Regions from separate parts of the Homo sapiens genome. Here region 1 is linked to region 2. Evidence: chromatin loops called from intact Hi-C (ENCODE). Cell type or tissue: K562. All regions are shown on one strand. Links, peaks and the distances in the headings refer to the core of each region. The heading gives the core; the rest is flanking DNA. Region 1 holds the start of GUCY2F (guanylate cyclase 2F, retinal). Region 2 overlaps TMEM164 (transmembrane protein 164).

Region 1 (9,001 bases), core at 377-8,376, 680 kb before region 2:
CTGCAAGATAAACATTTCCCAAGCTGAAGGTCTGCCCTTACATTTTTTCTGGTACCGATGTGATGCATTTGGTGATATTTCTAACTCTGTTAGGACTCCCTGGACAACCAGAAAGTTTTATGTTGCTGTAGGATTTAGTCTTGATCCCCCAACTCAAGATTTTACAGAAGGAAACTTATTCTTTAAAAAAGAAAAAAGAAAAAAAGAAGGGAAGGAAGGAAGGAAGGGAGGAAGAGAGAAGGAAGGAAAAGAGGAAGGGGGAGGAAGGGAGAGGGAAGGAGGGAAGAAGAGAAAGAAGGAAGGAAAGAAGGGGAGGGAGGAATGAAGGGAGAGAAGAAGGAAGGAAGGAAGGAAGGAAGGAAGGAAGGAAGGAAGGAAGGAAGGAAGGAAGGAAGGAAGGGAGGGAGGGAGGGAAAGAAAGGGGCAAGATAGGGGGAGGATGCCCTAAACCTCCACCTGCTGATTTTGGTTTAAGGAAAAAAATTAGCTCACTAAAGTCTTTCCTGGGGTTAATGGGAAATGTGGATATAACTAAAACAAAGTTTGAAGGTATGAAATTTTGGAAATAGAATACTACTGGCCCACAGTTGTTCTGGGGCCATTGCCTAGGTTACTCAGGTGTGAACACCTGCATGGGATCAGACTTCCATGGAAAGCGGCTAGAGCATAGGGATGCATAATTTCATTTCAGGTAGTTTTTACAATCTGATGGGAAGCCTGGCTTCACACAGAAAACCACCGTTCGTTAAACATGTACAAAGAAAGACTATGACAAATAGCTCTGAGGGAAATGGCTCCTCATACCAGCTTGTCAAGCCGAGGACTTCTATGAAAGATTGATTTGTCTTTCTAATTACAGCCTGAATCAAGTTAACAGCTTGTATAAGACAACATCAGGAAGCAATAAAAAAAGAATCATGAGAGAAACTAAACGAAAGCTTGGATGAGAGCCTTTGAGCTCAAATCTTGACTTAAAGTATCTCGAAGGCTCTCTTTAACCCTTCTTTCCTTCTTTCCTTCATTCTTTAAATTTTTTTTTTTACTACATATTGCAGTAAAACTAATGTATCTCAATCAGCGTCTCAGCTCCCAGGTGGGCTGTGTCTTTTTTCCCCCCATTACAATCTTTCTTATAAACAAGAGCTGTCAACTACTCACCAAGTAATTCACCGCTCAAATGTCTTCAGTTTACTGCCTGCGCATGCAGACCACTGGCATAGCTACCTCAGTGTGTCCATTTCTTTGCATCCTCTATGCATTCACAATCCTGTCAAGGACTCCAGTCTGTTGACAAATTCCATTAATGGGGTAAATAATTGAAAGCGTTAGTAAATGTTTTGAAAATCACTCTTCAGCATCCGCAGACCAAGACTTGGATTAGGATTTAGAGTGACACTTCTAATCCTTTAAATTGATCCCACCTGTAGCAGAGTTAGTGCTGACCTAAATGCAATGACCCAGAGATTAACAAACAAATAGAGTCCTCTGGATAAATACGTCCTCCACAGACTACTGCCTTCTTTTACCTTTCAAAGTCAGACACAAACTCTCAGATTTTGCCTCTGTGTTCTTCCTTGTTCCATTCTGTCTAATAACCACCAATCGCCCTTTCTCCAGGACAGTTCTAAATGCCAAAACATTCATCAGCTGTGATTCCAGCCCAGAATATAAAAGGTGATCCAGGCTGGCTCCCTGCAAAATTCAAAGCAGGTGAATTTTGTCTCCTTCTCCTATTCCCCTTAAGTGCCTTCACTGCCTTTCCTCCCAAGAGAGACTCCCTACTTCCCTCTACACCTTTGTACAGAGACATTGTTTCCCCATACTTTAGATGTATTCCTTTTCCTTAAGAAGTCCCTCTCTGTCCTGGGCATCATTCACTCAGGGCCCTGTTCTGGATTCCCAACGTGAGAACTGAGGTGTTAAGGGCTAAAAATGACTTATATTAAATGAGAAATGTTTTTTAATAATAGTTTTATTGAGATATAATTTATCTACCACAAAAGTATATAATTTAGGGTTTTTTTAAAGTATATTCACAAGCTTGTGCAACATTTTCATTATTCCCACAAAGAAATTCCATTCTTGTTTAAAAGTCACTCCCCATTTCTCTCCTCCTCCTAGCCCCAGGCCACCACTAATTTACTTTCTCTATGGATTTTCCTATTCTGAACATTTCATATAAATGGAATCATACAACATGTGATCTTTTGCGAGTGGCTTCTTTGTTTGAATGAAAGAAGGACATGGATGAAATTGGAAATCATCATTCTCAGTAAACTATCGCAAGAACAAAAAACCAAACACACTTTGTTTGAAAAACAAACCGTTTTCAAGGTTCATGCACGTTCTAGCCTGTACCAGTACTTCATTTCTTTTGTGGCCAAATAATATTCCACTTTTTTGGGTATACCACATGATCAGTTGATGGAAATTTAGGTTGTTTCCACCTTGGGCTATTATGAATACTGCTTTTATTACTTTTGTGTAAAAGTTTTTATATGGACATATTGTTTTTATTTCTCTTTGGCATATACCCAGGGAATTGCTGGGTCATATAATAACTCTATGTTTAACATTTTTTGAATTGGCAAACTGTTTTCCAAAGTATATGCACCATTTGGCATTCCCACCAGCAACATATGAGGGTTCTTTTTTGCCTACATTCTTACCAACACTTGTTACTATCTATCAGTTTTTTATTTAAGTATGACAGGCATTTTATATGTACATTATACTTATATGTACATCTTTATGTTCACAACAACCATGAAGGTGGATATTACCCATTCTTTCCATTTTGTAAATGAGGATGCCAAGACTGAGATAAATTAGGCAATAATCATACTTACTGAGTGCCAATGATGTGACAGGCATTTTTGGAAGCCCTGTCTCCTTAGATCTTCACAGTGACCCCACGAGATAGATACTATTTGAATTCCCAGACATCCAGAGAGGTTACAGTAACTTACCAAAAATCACACAGCCACTGGTCAGTAGAGACAGAATTTGAACTCAGACACTCTAATTCTAGTAAGTAATAGAGCCAGAAAATTTAAACGCAAGACTATTTGGCTCCAAGAAAGCTCACGTTTATCCTTGATATATTCCACTAATGCACCCTTGTGCTATCCCTCCAAAGACTGCTTGCACTCTAATAGAGTCTCCAGAAACACACCGTGACTACCCAAAGGAAACAATCCCTAATTGTAGAATTTCAGGTGACCTGATGGAAATACTGGTGCAAGTGAGGGCCCCAGTTAGCATTCTCTATGTAGTGCTGCATGGTGCCATGAGCAACCCCAGTATGGATTTTATGAGAAGGTTCTGATGAGGACTAGGATGTTCAAGGGACCATCATTCAAGGAATGTTCCAAAATCCTGAATAGACATAAGATTCTAAATTTATAGGTAGAAGTAGCTGGGAATTAGCACATAAATAAAATTTCTAAAGTGAATTTGCTTCTTTTGATTAAGAGTTCCACAAACACTTGTTGCTCTACGGACTTTACATATACTAGCTCAATGGATCATCACAACTGTCCTATGGGGTAGGTATTATTATCATCCACATTTTATAGATGAAAAACTGAGGCACAAAGAGATTAAGTAATTTGCCCAAGCGCATACAGCTAGTTTCTGGTGGAGCCATCTGTGAAAATAAGTACTCTAGCTTTAGAGTCAGGACTCTTAACCACTGCCTCTTAATCACAGTATGGGGGTCATTGGATTTATCCATACACTCAAGAATTCCCATTAGATCTCTAAGTTTTAGTTATAGTATAATTAAAGATGATTTTAGAACAGAAATCTAAAACCATTTGGGGTCCTCATGAATCTAAAATTATACAGATACTTCAAATCCATTCACGAGTACAAACTTAAGAATTATTCCTATACACCTTTTAGAACTGCTATGTCAGAAACATCAGCACACTGTATGATTAAGTATTGACCTTAGTGTTCTCATGGACTTACAACACCAGAATGTTCACGGATTCTACTACATGTTGTTGGAACTCGTATCAGTTCCTGTCTATGTTTCCAATATCAAAGCCTAACAATTTACAAAATTTCATCTTCTCTGTATGATCTTTACTCCCTAAGGTGCCATGGAATGAAAGAATCCAAAATAGCACCCTCTCCCTCCACAAAACTGTGAAGCCAGTCACATCGATTGAGCTTTCCTCTTAACATTAGTTGCAAAGAAAAAAAGTAGCGCTTTTACATTTTATATATACATATATTACTACTAAACACTACAGGGAACTCCTAATTACATACATCATGGGAAATGGCCTTACATAATATTAGCCTAGGATCCTTGCATTCCTTTGGAGACTAAGATGCAGGGCTGGGGCATGAGGTATAAAAATGATTCAGAATGGTGTGCTTCTAGTTAATCATCCAGAATAAGGCTTGGACAAGTAGCTCCTTGTCCTGGGGGAAGTGAGAACCTGGGGAACAAGGGAGGTGATGGACAAAGATAAATTAGAATGAGAGAGGAAAACTACAAGAAAGGATGTTAGGCAAACTTACACATTTTGCTTCATTCCAGTGAGGGCTCTGAACTGTGATTCTCGACCTTCCTTTAGATTTTTCACCTAACCCTACCTGACAGAAAGTTATTTTTCTGATTCAGTAGTAATAACAAAATTCTCCGTCTGCTTATAGTACTAAACAAATACTTATAGTACTCAACAAGGCATATATTGTTTCATAAAAGTAGAATAGCTTTGGGCAACAGGCAAAATGATAATTTCCAATTTTTGAGCATCTCCTTTCAACTGGCACTGTTAGCCTTACTTCATTTATTTCTCACAGCATCCCTAAGAGGTAGGGAAAATTCTTATTCTCACTTTAGAGATACAGAAAAAAAAAATAAAGTACAGGAAGTTTATGTGCTCTGGCCAAAGTCACACAGCTGATACATGGTGGAGCCATGATGCAAATTCAGGTAGCATAGTTCCTGGGCCTGACGCTGAATAACTTTGCTATACTGCTTCAGGATGCAAAGAAGTTATTGAAGTGTATTACGCTGTATATTTACAGTATACGTTATTTTGTTGACATATATGTGTGTGTATTTATGGCATTATAAATGAGTTTGCTTTTCTTCAGTTTTGAGTGGAGAAGTGACCCAGCTTTCTGCCACATTCAGCCCAGAAAACGTGACCCGAATAAACCTCAGTGCTGCCCTCTAGTAGTCAGCTCCCACACTGAAAGTAAAGCCAAGGTTGTAATGACACCACGCGGCCGCAAGATGTCAATATTTTAACATTATTATCAAACTCCTCTAAGATCAATTTTTTTTAGAAATTAATACGGGTTGCCTGATTGTTGTAAAACTATGTTAGAAAATTCAGAACAGTAAAAAACAGAAAAAAATTTTTGCTTTTATTGAATCCTGTATTTTTCCAAAGTTATACTCAAACCAGGTATACAATTTTGTAAACTTATTTTTTTAATTTGACATGGAAACATACCTATGTTCTCACTAAGGGCACAGGATTTGGAGTCAAGCTGACCTGCCTTCAAACCCCATCACCATATTCCCTAGCTGTGTGACCTGAGGTTAATTACTTAATTTCCCTAAAGCCCTAGGTTTCCTCAAATGAAAGAAATTATGATAAACAGAACTATTTCCCAGCACTGTTGTGGGGATTAAAAAGAATGATGTACATTAAGTGTCGCACACGGTGGGTGCTCAAAACATGGCATTTCTTTAGACCATGCTAATCCCATGGCACTCTTGTTTTTAGAAGCTCCACTCTACATTTTATCACATATACTTTGACATGTACACACCCCATATCCCATGTCAAATAAGTATATATTTTGCTAAAAATTTGAGACGATTTTAAAATTTTGCCTTTGAAATTTATTATCAGTTATGCTTCTTAGCAGAGATTATATATACTAAAGAATTCTTACCAACTGATACAATCTAACCAACCATTTTTCCAATGTGTCAAAATTGTTCTGAACACAAAATGAAATAATCTATAAAAATGATGAGTTACATTTTTTGACATTTACTTAGACATTTATAGACTTTAATTTTGCAGTTATCTTCATATTTTGAAGCCAATAACTTTTGTCAGGCTTCAAACCCCTTTGGCAGATCCTTGGGAAGTTCATAGGTCTTAGGCATTTTCCTTGTAGTGCTCAATGGATTAAAATAAAAGAATCTGGTAAACATTATTACCACTTCACTTATGCATTATTTTATGGCTACAGAATATTTAATTTTGTATATGTTCCAAAATGTACTCAATCATTCCTCTAGTACTTAGGTTGTTTCCAAATTTTCCCTATTATAAATGATGCTACAATGCATATCATTAAATATAAACCTCTTTTCAATATAATAGGATTATTAATTTATGATAGAGTCCCAGAAGTAAAATTACTGAGTCAGAGTGTATGAATATCAGTAATGGTTCTTAACATGTATTGTCCAATGACTTTCCAAAATATTTGGACCAATTTATGCTCTCACCAATGGTCAATAAAATAAAAGTGTCCATTTTATTGCCCTGTCACCAGCTGCAGATTGTCTCAAATTTACATTTGTCAATTGTATAGGCCAGAAAAAGATATTTGGTATTAACGTCTATTTTTCTATTACTATTGAGTTATTTAAAAATTATTTTCTCATAATTTTATAAGCCATATGCATTTTCTGCTTTGTGAATCTTCTCTTTGTCTCTTTCCCTGCTTCTAAGGTCCAGTGGTAGACAGAGGATTCCCCAAAATTAGTGTCTTTGCACAGTCTTATGCAGAATCAGGTAGTTAATAATACTATATAGTGCTTATAAACTGTGCTAATACTATGGATTGGCTTGCTTCACTTCCATTACACCCCGGAATCTTCTGTACCTAAGATTTGCCATGTGGATTAGATGTCACCAAGTAGATGCACTCATATGAAGTTTGGCAGTTAAAAGTGGGCTGAAAAACTATGTGTATATATGAGGTTTTCTGCAGTGCTCATTTTCCACCTTCCTAGGTCTCAAGAGGAAGTGATGTGCTACCCCCACCAAAGTCAACAACAGCAGCGTCCCCATCTGGTTTCTAATCACTGGGTCACAGCTATTGGATGCTCTTCATCTAGATCCGTAGGTATTCAGAAACAGCTGCAGCAGCTGCAGAGGAGAAAAGAGCAGGTTTTTGATTCTGGCAGAGCTCTACTGGTGACATCAAAGATAGTAATTCCCTTAAAGTTTCAGTTCTGTATTTTTCTGGAACTACGCTTGTGAAATAGACCGTTAGACCTTCCAGCAATCTTGTAAGTACTCAGTACCCTGTTTTAAATTCCTGCCTGTAAATTGTTAGGAACTTTTTGGAACATAATCTAACTGTATATATTACAATATAAAAATATGTATACACTTTGACCTAGCAGTTGTACTTGGAAAAGTCTCTTGCACGGTAATAAAAGCATTAGCATGTGTTTTCACAAAGATATTTATTGCAGTGTTATTTTAGTGGCAGAAAACAACCTGGAGAAAACCTGAATGCCCACCAATGGGGGGGTGGTTACATTCATTACAGAACATCCATGCTGTGGAATACTATAAATCAAACTAAAAAATTTAAAATTTTTTTTAAAAAGGAAAGGTTGTCCATTTATTGATCTGAAAGTATGCCATGATACATTTAAGGAAATGGTCTGTATAATTCCATTTTTGTAATTAAAGAGGCAAGAGCATTCCCTTCTGCTTAAGAAACTTACAGTGGTTTCTGTTTTCTGCCCTGAACCCTGACTGGTACACACACTGTCATCATTATCATCATTAAACGTTATATATCTGAGGTGGTGCAAACAGCCGGTTTCTCATCCAGTAATGAATCTCATAAATAAAATAAATATACAAGAAAATTCTTGGAGGCCCAATACTTATTAAAATATTGTACCACACAAGGGACTTCTGTTTTAAGATAGAGCAACTTGTAGCAAACTAATGCTGTTGCTGCAAACAACTAGAAAAATCAGGTGAAATACTCCCCAAAAAGTTCCTTTTTGAAGGCATCAGAGAGCCAGGCCTTGAGAGGTAAGAACCCAGAAAGAAGGGAAGCTCATGAAAATAAGCCCAACTTTCTGCATGTTGTTTTTCCCTTAGGGTATTTCTCAATTCTTGGTCCAGAAACTGGGTAGAGGGTGACTCCTATGAGGCAGAGAAGTCAACAGAGCTTTAGGTAATATCACAGAACTCGGAGTATAAAAATTGAAGTTTAAGGTCTGCCAAGGCCAGCCAGGATTTGAACAGCCATGAAACTGCAGAGAGAAGCAGCAAAGGAAAGTGAACCTGACACAGCACAACTTTTCCACTCCAGGAAATTGCCAATTAAGTTGCACAGGGCAAAAGATTATAAAGATTATAAGCCCTGCAGAGTGGCTAAAAAGTAGAGCGGAGTTTCAGGAAGATTCACAGAGCTGAAGATGCAAAAATTGGAGTTCAGAACTTCTCAAGGAGATGTGTCCCTGGGAAACATCTATCCCTGGTTCTCATTTGGGACCCCTGGAGAGCTATATCCTAGGAATAGAGCAAACTAGAAATAGGTTGAGTCTAGCAAACACTGCAAACCAGCCTCAGGTCAGCTCAGTGGCTGAAAGGATTAAGATAATTTGCCCTTCCGCTGCCTGGCAAAATATAGGGTGAATCCGCTCTGGAGCACATAAGATCATCTAGAGTCTATATACTTTTTTAGGCACAAAGTCTGGCACTCAGTGAAAAATTAACTAATGTACCAAGAAACAGCACCAAGAAGAAAAAAAAAAAAAAGCAGGCAACAGGAACAGACTTAATGACCAAGTTATTGCAGTTATATGACATGGGCTATAAATATTCAAGAAAATGAAGAACAATGTGGAGAATTTCACCAGAAAACTAGAATCTATAAAAAAAAGAATCAAATGGAAATTCTGAAAATGAAAAATACAATAAATGAAATTAATAATTCAATAGTGGGCCACATAAAGTCTAAGGTTCACCACTAC
Region 2 (9,001 bases), core at 650-8,649:
TCACATTGACCATTAGGTTTCAACATGAATCTGAGGAGAGGAACATAAACATTCAGACCATAGCAGCGAGGAAGATGATTTTACTTGAGTTTGAGGTGCTTATAGGCTATCTAGGTTGAGATGCCCAGGAAGCATTAGGATAAAATATTCTGGAGCTGTTCAGGGGAATCTGGACTAGACACTGACTTTAGTATCAGTGGTTATAGAACTAGTAGATGAAAACATTGGAATGAATGAGCTGGTCCAGGGTAACTATGTAGGTAGGGATAAAATAGGACTTAGAGAAAGCCTTGGGGAACATCAACTTGCAAACAGTAGACAGAAGAAGAAGAGTGTAAGGAGATTGCAGGAAAGATCAGTGATAGAAGGAGAGGCTGGTTGTCCTGAAAACTAAGGCAGTAGAAATTTTTCCCAAAGTGGTATTAGCCAAGCCATGTTGGATCTAAGAGGTACAGTAAAATCAGGTCCTCAGAGAAGTGGGAATTACAGGGAAGAAGTTAAGGGCATTAAGGAAGGAGGGGTTAAGGGTGTTACAGAGCCAAGGGAGGGTGTTTCTCCTCCTCCTTTCTCCCCCTCCCTTTCTCTCCTTTTCACCTCCTTTTCCCTTTCTCTCTGCCCCAGGGCTGAGCATGTTCAAATGCTAAACTGAAGCCCAGTAGAGCCAGGGAACATTGAAGGTACCAGAGAGAAAGGGGAGTGGATGAATTACAAGTTGATGACAACTGCTGAGAATGACAGGGGTTTGGTGGTGGATTGAGAAGGGTAATGACAAGAGAAATAAGTGCTGTGGGAAATGGAAGAAGGAGATAAGCCTAGACTCTCTCAACACTGTCCAATAGAATTCTCTGTGATGATGAATATATCCTATATCTGTTCTATTCCACATGGTAGCCACTAGCTACATTTGGCTTTTGAACAGTTGAAATGTGCCTGGGGGGACTGAAGAGTTGGATTTCTCATTCGATTTTAAGGTTAATTAATTTGAATTGAAATTGATTGGTTGGTTGATTGATTGATTGATTGATTGATGAGATGGAGTCTCATCCTGCCGTCCAGGCTGGAGTGCAATGGCGAGATCTTGGCTCACTGCAACCTCGACCTCCCGGGTTTAAGCGATTCTCCTGCCTTAGCCTCCTGAGTAGCTGGATCTACAGGCACATGCCACCATGCTTGGCTAATTTTTATATTTTTAGTAGAGATGGGGTTTCACCATGTTGGCCAGGCTGGTCTCAAACTCCTGACCTCAAATGATCCACCCACTTCAGCCTCCCAAAGTGCTGGGATTACAGGTGAGAGCAACTTTGCCTGACCTGAATTGAAATTTAAATGGCCATATGTGGTTAGTGGCTATTGGACAACATAGCTCTAGAAGGTTGGTGACTGGCACTGTGGGGCCCTCCTGAAAGAAGAATCCGTGGATTTTTCTGGCACTGGTTTGTACGGTTACCCCATTTGGGGTTCAGCAGCCTAAGTGGAGGTGCAGGACATCTGGCTGGAGGGATCCGTCCAATGTTGAGGCTTTGTAAGTAGGGTCAGTATTGTTGAAAATCTAGAAAGTGAGGGATGTTTGAGGGGTTCTGGAGAGTTTTGGTAATCCTGCAACGCACTGTATTGCTTTCAGGTTTCTGACCAAGGACAGGTCACCCAAGGAGCAATAGCAGAATGGGAGACAGAGCAGCACTTTATTATTAGCTGAGCAGGCATCCAGTATCTTTAGTGCTGGGCGAGAGCTTGCAGCTTTGTTCTCAACATCTAGGTGAGCTTCCCACTCTGTACCTAGAGAATATAATGTGGCTAGATGTGTAGCACAGGCCCCCCCATACTTTCCACCCTATCAAAGGCATTGAGAAGCTAGAGAGGAAAGTGAAGAGGCCTGGCTATGCAGAGAGACAGGTTCTGCTGAGATGTGCACGACGAAATACACATGCTGCCCATTACAAAGCTAGACTACCTGGTTTCAAATACTGGTTCTCCTCCTTACTAGCTGTGTGACTTTGGCCAAGTTCCCTTACCTTCTCCAAGCTTCAGTTTTCTCATCTGTAAAATAAAAATAATAACAGTACTTCCTCATGTGGTTGTAATTAGCATTAAATGACTTAATGTATTAATATATAAAGTGCTTATAACAGTCCCTGTCATGTAATGGTGGTATATAAGTTGTTTGCTATTATTAGTATGGTTTCAGCTTGCCAATATACTGTGGCCCTGCCTACTAATCTAATAAAATGTGGTTTGAGCAGTTTTTTAGGTTCTCACCTTTAGTAAGCCACCCTTTGGGGATGATCTAGTGAGGGGATAGATAGAAGTGTGGGGAGAGGGGGATGAAGAGTTCTGCTTCCCACCAGGGAGTTGAGAGTGCTGGTGTCAGAGTTCGAGGCCATGGGGTCCAAGCTGGTGTGGAAGAAAGGCTAGAAGAGAGCTGGGGAACAAGGAGGAATTCTATGGAGGGAGGTAAGGAGCATCAAGGGATCACAGGTCACGAGGAGGTCTAGGGGCATGCGCATAGTAGGAATAAGGATATGAAAGCTGAACTGTCGGGAGGTTGTGGTCAGATGATCCCAGCAGAGGCGGGGCAGTTCAAAGTGATGACAGAAGGCAGGTTGTGGTTAGTGCGGTGGAGTAGACCTGTAGAGTTGAGGAGGTTCAGGAGGCCACGAGGTTAGGGTATTGGAAGAGGTGCCTGCATGGATGTTAAAATCACCCAGAATGCCATCAGGAAAAGGTATAAAAGAAGGTGGTAAGCTAAGTGACACTGATCTGAGGTGAATTCAATGACCTGGAGGCCAACAACAGGTGACAGTGACAAAGAGGAGGAACTGAATCTTGAAAGAGAACGAGGGAAGAGTAAACGTCTAGAAGCAATAATGGAGGGCTAGAGGAATCTTCAACTTCCCTTCCCCCACAAAAAATTGCTGCAGGAATAGAAGGATTAAAAAAGAACAGCCTTCTCAGAGCTGTTAGTGGAAGAAATCACACCCTCAGTGGACAGCCAGGGTTCCTTAGGGTGAGGAGGTGAAAGGGACATTCTGGGGAAAGGTGGCAGGTATAGACAGATTGGTTGATCATAAACACCCCAGGCCAGTGGTGGTGGTGGGCTTCCAGAGGTTCTAGTGGGATGGGTTGGGAGGAAGTCAGCCACAAGGTGGTTGGAGGAAAGTGCCCACACAGCTTTAGGCCCACAGCTTGGTCCTGCCTACAGCTGGTGACACAACTCAGGAGTTCCCCTCTCTTCATCCTTGTGATGTGTTTCGATTGGTTGGTTGTGTTTGTTTTCATTTCGGCAGCAGTTCTTAACCTGGGGTTCACAAATAGGATCTTAAGGGGTTCATTCACTTGAATGGGGGGAAGTCACATCTTTATTTTCACTGACCTCTAGCAGAAATGTAGCACATGAACGCAGACAACAAGCACCAGTGGTATTAGCCCTACCTGTGTCTTTGTTGTCAGTAGCAATCACAGATGGCTTCCTATCACATTTCAGTAGTAGCGGCCATCTCAGGATAGTGTTTATGCTCATCTGCTTTGAAAGTGATGGTAGTTATTAGGCCTGCTGCTAGATCTTGTGATTAAATGTATTTATAAAGAAACATAATTAGTATATTACAAAATTTTAAAAATATTTTGGTAACTGTGTTTTAATATAATTGAATTCCTTTGGCTTTTATTTTATGCATTTCAAACACTGTTCTGAGAAGGAGTCCTTTGGTCTCCCCAGGCTGCTGGGGTGCAGGGGGTGGGGTGGAGGGCCTGCTTCAAGTCTGCTGGGAAATCCCTTTCTATTTCACTAGAGGGAGCTCTTGTTTCAGAATTGCTGAGCAGTGACCCTCAGGCTTGACACCCAGTAATAAGGTTGTTTTTTTGTTTTGTTTTGTTTTTTTGTTTTGAGACAGAGTCTTGCTCCGTCACCCAGGCTGGAATGTAGTGGTGTGATCTTGGCTCACTGCAACCTCCACCTCCTGGGTTCAAGGGATTCTCATGCCTCAGCCTCCTGAATAGCTAGGATTACAGGCATGCGTCACCATGCCCAGCTAATTGTTGTAATTTTAGGAGAGGTGGGGTTTCACTGTGTTGCCAAGGCTGGCCTTGAATCCCGAAGTGCTGGGATTACAGGCGTGAGCCACCGTGCCTGCCTGAGAAGGCTGTTTTGAAATACAGGCAATTCAGATGTTTTTGGAGGACATTTCAAGAAACTGGGGTTAAGAACCTCAGTGTTGTTTGTTCTAGGCAGGCCACCTCTCTCTTGAGTGGGCTTTCAGCTCATCTTCTGGAGGATGAGGATTGGACCTCCTGTGCTAGTTACTTTCTGGGACCAGTTAAAGCGGAAGTACTTTGGCCAATGGCAGCTCAAAAACTGGCCCCAAGGTCATGCTGACATCAGTATCCAGGCTGAGTTTCCTGTTTCTCCTCCATACCATTGAGCCCATTGCCCCTCCCATCTAGCTAGTGTTAGGATGTTAGAGAAGTTCCCCTCTTCCATGAGGCTTCCCTGCTCCACTATACTGGTCAGGTAAGGGCAGGTGAAAGTATAGGAACTCTGGTAAATCCTGAGGCTCCTAAAGGGTTAGTGGATGAGGGGGGACCTGAGGGATTTGACTGATTGGCGAAGGGCTGAGCCTTGTGCAACAGGTGGGTAGGTGAGTTTCTGAAGACCACTGGATTGTCCCTGCTGAGGAAGAAGTGATTGGTGCTCAGGAGTCCTTTGTGGGAGCAAATGGTTAAGTCAAGTGTTTTCTGCCTTAATTTTCTCACCTTCCAGGAGACACTGCTCCTCACACCTGGCCAGACTCTGTCCCCTTCACTGGCAGCTTTTCCCAGGTCTCTTGGTTCATCTTCCAGCTCCAGGATTCCCTCTAAGTCAGTGTTTCTCCTATATGGTTGGAGGACCCAAGCATCAGGATCATCCTGAAGCGCTTGTTACTACAGTGGAGATTCCAGGGCCCACTCAGACTTCCTGGATTCAACTCTATGGGGCAGGGCCCAGGAAGCTGCATTTTCCACAACTTCCCTAGGACAGTTGTTTTCAAAGTGTGGTCCCTGGAATAGTAGTATCTGCCTAACCAGGGAACCTGTTATTAATAAAAATTCTCAGATTCCAGATTCCAGGCCTCACCCTAGATCTACTAGAAACTCTAATCAGAAACTCTGAAGTAGGGCCCAGCAAGCTGGATTTTAAGAAGCCCTCCTAGAGATTCTGATTTTGACCCACACTCAAGTTTGAAAGCCACTGCTGTAGCGGATTCTGATACAGAACGAGTTGAAACCTTGTTGCCTCAGATGATCCAAGAGTTGGCTCCCCCTTGCGTAAAGCTCAGCAGAGACACAGCTAAGGTCACACAGCAGCTTGGTAAGAGTAGGTAAGAGTAGAAGCTGGGACCTGGGTCCTTGGACTTCAGTGCATATTCTGCTAGGTCAGGTCCACCTGTTGGATTCTTTGCCAATTCAGGGCCCTCATCCTGTGTACTACTGTCAGGGGGCTGCCTCTCTGATCCTCATGGATGAAGGTGGGTCTTTAAATTGCCTTAGCCACAGGCTGGGTGGCCAGTCAGCCCCAACTAGGCTCTTCCAGGGTGAAGCATGGCCTGGGTAGACTCTCCAGCCTCTTAGGATGGGAGGTTGACAAGATGGACCTTCCCTGTGAACACTTAACCCAGGACATCCTCCACTTCCAAGTACAGTAAACAGAATAGAGGATAGGTTTTTTTGGTCAAATGCCTGGATGAGGGGAAACCTGACTTGAGCCTACACTCAGTGGCTAAGAATGGGGAATCAAATATTCACGATCATCTTGGGGTTGTGCCATGCTGAGATATCTTTTAGGCAGCCACAGCTTACAAAGGCTAAAAATGGAGGTATCTCATTTAAAGAGTACCAAAGATGGGAATACATTGTTGTCAGGAACCAAACTTGTCATTCTCTTCCCTATCCCCAAACCTGTACCTTCTCTGATGTTCCCCATCCTTTTCAGTGATACCATCACCTATTTGTTATCCAGGCCAAAAATCTAAAGCCAATCATTGGTCTATATTCCTATCCCTGCCCCCATCCAATCAGTGACCACATCCTATTAATTTGACCTTCTGATCATTTCTCAAATTTATTTCCACTACTCCAACTTTAGTTCAGGTCAGATCATCCCTGACTTCGTTTATTGCAACAGCCACCTAACTGGTTTCCCAGCCTCTAGCCTCACCCTGTTTTGTCCTCAGGGCACATAGGATGAGGCCTGAGAATTGGCCATTGGATTTAGCAATGAAAAAGTCATTTGTGACCTTAATGGGAGCTGTTTTGATGGAGGGAGGGAAGCCTGATAAGAGTGAGTTTAAGAGAGAACAGTAAGAGAGAGGAATTCTAGGTAGGGAGTATACCAGTGCTGTCCAATAAAAACATGTGAGGCACATATGTAATTTCAAATGTTCCAGTAGTCGCATTAAAAGCAGGTAAGAGAAACAGGTGACATTAATTTTAATAATAGATCTTACTTAACCCAGTATATCCAGTATTTTATCATTCCAATATAATCAATATAAAAATTATTACCAGGATATTTTCCTGGATTTCCTTTGAAATCCAGTGCACATTTTATAATAACAGCACATCTCAAGTTCAAACTAACCACATTTCAAGTGCCCACCAGCTGCATGTGACTAGTAACTACCACATTGGACAGCACTGGCATAGACAATTATTTCAAGGAATTTAGCTATAAAGGGGAGCAGAGGAGTGAGGTAGTGGCCAGATGGGGAAGTGAGGTCAAGTGTTGACTTGTTGGTTTTAGAACGGGAGCTATTAAAGTACTTTCCGTTTATACACTAATGGACTTAATCCAGTAGAGAGGAAGAAATTGTTGACATAAGATGACGAAACAGTGACTGGAGTGATGCTGTTGAGTAGGGGAGAGGGGATGGAATCTGGATGCAAGTGGAAATGCTGGCCTTGGCTAGGACACAGGGCAGTTCATCTGTGGTGACAGGGAGCAGGGGAGTGAAGGAAGACCATACTGGGCACTGATGCAGATAGATGGGTAAATGTGATTGTGGAAGCTTATGGAAGTTTTTGTCTGATTCTTTTTTTCCTCTGTGAAGTGGGAAGCAAGGTTAATATCTGAGAGTGAAAATGGGATAGAAGTATTAAAGATTCGAGAAGAGAGAAAATATTAATTTGTGGCCTAGGAGCGTGACAGAGTGAATGGACTGGGGAAATACAGTATGATTGCCTGGCAACATGAAAGATGCACTTGAGGTTTGTGATCACGAATTTGAAGTGAGAACAGTCAGCGCTGTTGTTTTTCTCTAGTACATTCAGCTGTGAGGGACAAGCAAGGCAGAGGAGGAGCTTTGGATTCAACCAGGGCTGGGTTTTTTTTCCAGCTGAGTATCATTCCATAATGAGAAGAACAATGGAGTCAAAGGCGTATGCAAGGGATAATTAGAATCATGGGCCATGGAATTTAAGGACAGAAAAGGGAGCCATGAGGGACAGTAAAAAGATGGTAGGACCAATGGATCACAGATTCCAGTGGGGTCAAAGAAGTATTGGGGTCATGGTTATCGGGAGTGAGCTGGAAAGGTAGAAGTGGTGGTTGAAGTGGGAATGCTTGACTTGGAGATTAGGGAGGGGCTACAGATATACATAATTATAAGGTCTCAGGCACGACCATGATAATGAGTGGCTGAGATGTGGTAGAGAGCAGGGTCATTGAGAACAAGAGGCCGAGGAACTGACAGACCAGGATGCTGGAAGGTTCATCTAGATGCATGTTGAAATTAACAAGAAATCTGATGAGTGGTAGTGAGCCAGGTACTAAAGGAATGAGGGCCATGACCCATATGTCTGTAGATGACTGTGAAAGGGAAGGATAGCGGGTGGTACAGTATGGTAGTGGTAGGATTTTAGTGAGAAGGGAGGGCCACTCGTCTAGGACTACAATGAAAAGAAAGAAGTTATTCACTCTACCTACATGGGCCAAAGGAGAAAAATCAGTCACTACTTTAGAGGGCCACAGATGAAGCAGGCAAGGAGAGGTAGGTTGGGTAACAACAAAAGGGTGAAGGGAACATTCAGAGAAGAGATTGAGAACATAGGAATTGAGCTAATGATTTATCTGTGATTGTTGCCTATCCTGTTCCCTTTTCCTGGAATTTCCTTCCTTACCTTGTACACATAGAGAACTCTTCATCTTTCCTCATCCAGCTCTTGCATTGCTACTTTCCTGAAACGGCTATTGCAAAGATTACTAACTAGTGATCGGCATGTTGCCAAACCCAGTGGAAGTGCTTGCCTTTACTGTACCCCTATAGAGAAGTGTGTTCCCAGTGGAATTTTCTGTGGTGATGGGAATACTCTATCTCTGCACTGTCCAATATGGTGGCCACCAGGCACATGTGACTGCTGAGTATATGAAATGTGGCTGATGTGACTGAGGAACCAAAGTTTTAATTCTGCTTAATTTTAATTCATTTAAATGTAATTAGCCACATGTGGCAAGTGGCTACCTTATTTATTGGTTGGTGCAAGTAATAGAGCACTTAACATTATTGATCCTTTCCTTCTTGAAACTTGATGTTCTTTTGACTTCCAGCACACCTCTCTCCTAGCTTTACGATTGCCTCTTTAATTTTGTCTTCATTCTTGACTTCTCATGGATCTTTCTCCTTCTGCTAGCCACTTAACTGTTGCTATTTTCCAGGCTTCCTCCTTCAGCCTTTTATCACATTTTGTGGACTCTTTCTCATTGATCTTATCCATACCCCAAGTCCTGTTTCCAGGCCATCTCCCTCTCCTGAGCACTAGACCTGGACATAACAGCCTATTGGAGACATCTGCTGGTGTAGTGGATAGGCATTCAGTGCTGGCATGCTCCAACCTGAGCTCATCTCTTCTCTAAATTACCTCCTCTCAGTTACTGAAGCCATAGACCTGGAAGTTAGTCTAGATGTCTCCTTCCTGTCTGACAAATTGCCAAGTCCTCTATGCCACTGCAGTACCATTTGAACTTGTCATC

Evidence for each region. Hi-C counts contacts between places; a loop is a spot of excess contacts. Peaks named below come from ENCODE experiments on the same cell type or tissue, not always from the same donor. Only the 100,000 strongest peaks of a DNase experiment are listed, where the experiment ranks them.
Region 1: a loop joins it to region 2, with 4 times the contacts of the local background. A loop is called at or near these places in 4 of 110 quality-filtered maps.

Annotation. Positions count from the first base shown.
Region 1 is chrX:109,480,708-109,489,708 of GRCh38, forward strand. It overlaps GUCY2F (guanylate cyclase 2F, retinal), which reads right to left and starts at 1,379. Exons shown (of 20, transcript NM_001522.3): 1 at 1,159-1,379. In K562, for the core only: a CTCF peak has its summit at 5,232; a DNase peak (open chromatin) is centred at 5,204.
Region 2 is chrX:110,156,876-110,165,876 of GRCh38, forward strand. The region is part of intron 5 of TMEM164 (transmembrane protein 164); the gene reads left to right. Among named protein-coding and RNA genes, the nearest start is that of SNORD96B, 64 kb to the right of the region's middle. RefSeq lists an enhancer at 3,720-4,253. In K562, for the core only: a CTCF peak has its summit at 3,795 (motif pointing right); DNase peaks (open chromatin) are centred at 776, 2,576 and 3,756.